2 separate regions of the Homo sapiens genome follow, and region 2 is linked to region 1. Evidence: chromatin loops called from intact Hi-C (ENCODE). Cell type or tissue: PC-9. All regions are shown on one strand. Links, peaks and the distances in the headings refer to the core of each region. The heading gives the core; the rest is flanking DNA.

Region 1 (2,925 bases), core at 175-2,674:
GTGCTGCTGGCAGCAGGGCAGATCTAAGGACCTTCAGGTAGCAGTGCAGTTCAATCCTTTGCCCAGAGAAACTGGAAAAGATAGGAAACCCCAGAAAGGGAGTTCAATCATCTGAAGTCCACCTGTGGCCCTGTGGTTTGAAGACCACCTGTGGAGAATCACTTGGTAATCTTGTTGTAAATGCAGACTTCTCTAGCCTACTCCAGGGCCATCACATCAGAACCTTTGAGGGTGAGCTCCAAAAATCTGCACTTTGAATACACTGTAGGTGATTCTTATGCACACAGAAGTTCCCAAACCACACATTTAATGAGAACAAGGGTATCAGATTGATTCTGACCCAAGCTTGAGGCCTGTCTTTTTTCCTTCTTCTTTTTTTCTTTTGAGACAGGGTCTTACTCTATCACTCAGGCTAGAGTGCAGCAGTGCCATCAGCTCACTGCAGTGTCAACCTCCTGGGCTCAAGTGATCATCCTGCCTCAGCCTCCCAAAATGCTGGGATTACAGGCATGCACCACCATGCCTGGCCAAAACCAGGCCTGTCTTCACAAACTTAATGATCAATTGTCCCCCTCCTTCTGTACAACCTCTCTAAGCTGCAGTGTCCCTATCCATCAAATGGAAAAAATAAATACTACTTACCTATAGTCTCGTTGTGAGGATCAAATGATGAACAACCTAAGATGCTTAGATGTAGTGTGCACTCAATAAGTGCAATAAAAACTATAATAAGCTCAAAAAGAATTCATTAAACAGGTGAACAGGTAAAGGAGATGTGATGACAAAATGAGACAGAAGAAAATTCTGAAAGGGCAGAGTTAGAAGTCCAAGCAGGAGGCTGGTGCTCTCAGATTGTGTTTCCAATGATAACCTCCAGTTACCGACACAATGTCTATGTGCCAGGTTACATTCACATTGACTCAAATGACCCTTAAAGCCACCCTGTGAAGTAGGAATTTAATAGGACGTTAGCTAAAGATTGGCAAGGTTAAGCCTCTTGAGCAAAGCAACCCAGCTAGTAAGACATACAACACACATTAGGGAGTAATTTGTGTTACCATCAAATGGCAATAATCCAACTGTGAAGCACCCAGCATGCCTTTCTCTGGACGGAGATGAGCCAGGCCAACACCAAGCAAGCTCTGCAATAGAGCCACATTCTGAGACTAAAGAGTACACAAAGGTATCAGGGCTCAGGAATGTGGGGTCAACAGTAGAGCCGTATTACACAGTCTGCCAAGAACTTTCCTTATCGCCCAAACTATTGTTAGTACCCATAGAGATGGGGAAATAGCAGACATTTATTTCCTGCCACATTTCTAAAAGTGATGAAATTTAAACCACTGTCCTGTTACTCTTCAGTCATGATTTGCTATTAGTATTAAGTGAAAATGCCACATTTCACGGTATTTTTGATACAGGTGGGTAGGGTTCAAAATCCAAATACAGAAACAAGAGCTCTGAAAGGATCACAGTCTGCCTAGGAAGGAGATTATAATGGACACTTGTGTTGCCTAGCCAGCATCCATTCCCCCATCTTCTGTACTAACACCCTTCTTTTCATTTGGGTACCACTTCCCTCACCTAAATTCTCCTGGTTTTGGTTCGAACTGGTTCAATCAAGAGCTGATCTGAAAGGTTGCATTGCAATATCAGGAAAGAAAAGGTTTTCTTCTGCTGCGATTGGATTTGTCAGGGAATAGCCAGTTTGGCCAAGCCCACCTCATGGAGGAAGTTGGAAGTTTGCACCGCTGGATCCACACATGCCAAAAGTTCCACCCCTAGACATTTCAGGTCTGTGGGCCAATGATTTCTTTTCTCTAAGTCTGATTAAATAAGAAGTTTTATAATTTGGGAAAAATAATCCTGACATTGAGAGCTACACGTAACTCAAAGGCTATCAATTTTGTCACCAATTTACACTTAAAGTGAACTGATTGTGTGAATATAGTGCACGGGTAGGAAGAGAATGGTGTGAAAAAAGGAAGATTGGTCCTTAGTCCATGTTCTAGGATAATGATATTGAGGAGAGAAAGAACTCAAGTAAACGAACAAACAAAACAAAATGAAGCTACAAGCAACATGAGTGAGAGGCATCAAAAGAAAAAGAGTGGGGAACATGCAACACCACTCTCTGAAAAATAGAAAAAAAATTAAATATGAAAACAGAGGCTTTGCAAATACATGTGTCCCTGCTCTAAGGTAGCAGGGAGAGAGTGTTAGAAGGGGCCAAATTTTTTTTAAAAGGCAAGGAGACTAGAATGGAATAAGACAAGGACAAAGCATTTCTATGTGGGGCATATTTGGGACAACATTCAGCAGGAGGAGGCATTGAAGTCTAGGATCTTCCCTTAAAATTTAAATTAAGCAGTTAATTTAGTCTGTTGCTTAGTGGACAAACTTAGAGAAATCTGTCTGAATTTATCATCAGCAAATATCCTATTTTCACATGTGGTAGAGGGGAATTGGGAAAATCACCCGCACAAAATTCATAATGCTAGAATGCATTCATAACCAAGACACCATGCTGACAGACAAAAGCAAAAACAATTTCAGCATATAATTTCATTTAAATACAAAAAAAACTCCCTAAATAATCTCAGGCAAATAAATAAATTATGTCCTCATAGATGGATTTAATTCCATGTGACTCAGTAGTATTTGCTTTTAATTTTTTTCATGAGCAGCAATTAATAGGATATATAATTCCATGTATCTCTTCAGGTGCCACACAATCAAATAAAAATAGATTAAATGGAGGGAAAGCAAGAACCGAAAGCCACTTATTTGGTAATTTGGGGCTGGGCGTGGTGGCTCATGCCTGTAATCTCCGCACTTTGGGAGGCCACGAGGGGAGGGTCTCTTGAGTCCAGGAGTTCAAGACTAGCCTGGGCAACATAGTGAGACCCCAACTCTACAAAAAAC
Region 2 (2,925 bases), core at 168-2,667, 52 kb before region 1:
AAATCTGCCACCTTCCCCAGGAGTTGGTAATCAAGTGCCTTCAATGGCAAGGGGATGAATGAGTAGGCAGTGATGAGTTGTGGAAGACAGAAGAGGATATGCCCAGTATAAAGGCATTTTGATTTTTAAAAATTGTAAATGCTGTGTAATTCAAAGAAAATATATGTGCAGGTCACCAGTGTAGAATCCCTGCCCTACAGCTGCTCTCGAAGTCCATTTGACCCCAACATCACCCTTTCAAAGGGTCCAGTCTCTGTCTCTTCCCCTACCCCGTCTCCTCCCTCTCCTGTAGCCTCTTCTTCAGGAAGCATCTGGTCTAAACAATTGCAACTACAAATAAAAGAGGTAACCCAAATCTCAAGTAGAAATGCAGGGTACACCAAAGTCCCTTGGGGAATCTTAAAATGCATATTCCCAGGCCTCACTCCCAGAGAGTCTAATACTGAATATTTAGCACAGGGCCTGAGAATATGCATTTTAAAGGCTTGTTTGATGATGCTGATGCAGGTAGCTCAAGGACCACACTCTGGGGGAAACTTTATGCTGTGCTGTGGAACTGACTATCTGTTCTCAATAGATGTATCAAGGTGATGGGGAGAGACCAACACAGTGCAAACACTCGTCCCCCATCATTGCTGCCTTTCCTCTGCCTTTAGGGCCTGCAATCTAACAAGGTTTCATCAAGGACCAGAATTCTAATTGACAGAGGATCTGGTATGGCTGGAGAGAAAACAGCATTTCAGGTGAGGCAGAGCAGTAACAAATGGTAACAAGCTACATTCCAGCTTAAGTTTCTCTGAGCTGACAACTCACACCCTCCATCAAATCCACTCTTACCAGCACATTCTAGAGTTAAATGACTCCACTGGCAGAAAGTCCTGCCTCCCAGCTCACCTGCATAGTGCATACTTGAAATTTGGAGCCGTTTTTTGTTGTTTTTAATTCTGCACTCAACAGCAACAGGGACATCAAACACCATCCTCAGATAGTTGAGAACCATTTATGCAGTGTTAAGTAACACACTCAGAAAGGCCATGGTAAGGGAAATGCTAAGTTCAAGTATGCTCTGAATCAAGATTTTGCATGAATTCTTCCATGGTTTGAATTCCTATTTATAATAACAGTTTGGAAGGTCTTCCATAGGTCCTTTCAGCTTTCAGTAGTACAACTTGGAAATAGTTTATTCTCTCATAACTCATATGGGAAGTGTCTGCCAAGCCTCAAACAGTCTTTTTTTTTCCCTGACAAATACTTCAAGACAGGGCTGCACTCAAGCATTCAAATTTGGTAGCATTAACTCTAGTAACATAACTCTGACAGTCCACTTAAGGAGGGGAGAAAAATCATAAAACCCTTCTGCTTCACTTAATTTAATGTTTGACAAGTCCCTTAAAGAATAACTGGGATATTCTCACCAAATGCTTTAAGTCCTGTTTTTACCACATCTGTCCCTGGAGTTTGTTCATGGACATCTTATGATATAATAAATCCTTCTTTCCTGACACCCAGCCCCCAAACAAGGAATGTGTTAGACAGACGGTATTAATCACTGGGTGGCAATCTGATTTCGAGGCAGATATCGTGTGACAGGAGAATGGCATGCTTCATTTTGCATTGTCCTCACCACAAGATGCCTTTTAGTCAAAGCTGGTCAGGTGAGAACAAATATTTTTCTCTATTTAAGAATTTAATGGGATCAGCCCAAATTCAGTTCATGAACTCAACTTAGTCACATGTGATTGTGGCTAGACATCAAATCCAGCAACAGAGGCTGGATTTCTGTAGTGGAGAATAAAATGGGGATAATTGTGGTGTTTTTTTCCCTGTGGTCTTCTATGTATCCTGGTAGGCATTCCAAAATTGGAAAATTGGTATTTTTCTGATGTTGGACATTGCTATTTGAGTCAGTCACATTATGCAGATGCATTTCAGACTTTCTGTAGAGAGTTTTGTTGTTAGAAAAACTATCCTACTAAGTAGGATCAAAGGCACTTTCTCTTGCAGAGTAGTTTTCAAGGAGAAGATAAAAGCAATTTTTATTGGTAAAAGCTAACTCACATTTAGTTAACCAACAAGCCAACCGGAAATCATTTATTGAGCCTCTCTTATTGCCATTATACTGTAACTCTATAACAGTATAACAATACAATAGGACCAGTCCTTACTTTCCAGAACTACAAAATCTGGGTAAACAGACAAGACTTACTTAGGGTGAGGGAACAATTATAACTCCCATATTCAGCCCTGTGTATGCTTGGTCCATGATAGATATTTAATCATTTCTTACATATACAATAATTGACTGCTAAACTTTAAGGTACAAATAATAAATTCTGGTCATCAGACAAGAGATAATGTGAGGTTTTCTCAAGCTTCTTTGACCATGGAACCCAGCTTTCAGGAAGCTCTTCAGGTAATCATGTTCCATAGAACTTGCTTTGGGAACTTTGGCTCAAATGCACATGGGAGAGGTGGAATTCCTACTATATGAATTCCAGGAAGAGGAGCAAAGAATTAAATGGATGGAAATGAGGGGAGAATCGAGGCAGAGAGAATAACAAAAACATAAGGTGAGGACAAAATTAACCTGAAGCATGGGGAGGTAAAAAATTTTTACCTTTTATAATTGAAATCATTAGAGAATTAAGTGGCTTTTACAATATTCTATATTTCTAAATAGCATCTGTTTTAGCTGAAATAGTGAAAGCCTGAGGGAGGCAAACTTGTGACAGTACAATAAACAATTGGTTTTGTATTCTTATGGAAAACTAGCAATCAGTGAAACCATGTTTAGGGTGCAGAGCACAGACCACCATGCCCAATAGTCTCATAGTTCTCTATGTAAGCTTCTGTAGAAAACAGGGATAGGGGATGGGTGGGGGGACCTGAGGAGGAACATGGGGAAGAAGGGGAAAGTCTTATTTT

What was found. A loop is a pair of places that touch in the nucleus more often than their neighbours do. Peaks named below come from ENCODE experiments on the same cell type or tissue, not always from the same donor. Only the 100,000 strongest peaks of a DNase experiment are listed, where the experiment ranks them.
Region 2: a loop joins it to region 1, with 3 times the contacts of the local background. A loop is called at or near these places in 1 of 110 quality-filtered maps.

The regions. Positions count from the first base shown.
Region 1 is chr14:53,841,924-53,844,848 of GRCh38, forward strand. The region is part of intron 2 of LINC02331 (long intergenic non-protein coding RNA 2331); the gene reads right to left. Among named protein-coding and RNA genes, the nearest start is that of LINC02331, 7.4 kb to the right of the region's middle. In PC-9, for the core only: no CTCF peak of the experiment used is centred there; a DNase peak (open chromatin) is centred at 1,218; H3K27ac peaks cover 1,213 bases.
Region 2 is chr14:53,789,723-53,792,647 of GRCh38, forward strand. The region is part of intron 3 of LINC02331 (long intergenic non-protein coding RNA 2331); the gene reads right to left. Among named protein-coding and RNA genes, the nearest start is that of LINC02331, 60 kb to the right of the region's middle. In PC-9, for the core only: no CTCF peak of the experiment used is centred there; a DNase peak (open chromatin) is centred at 1,659.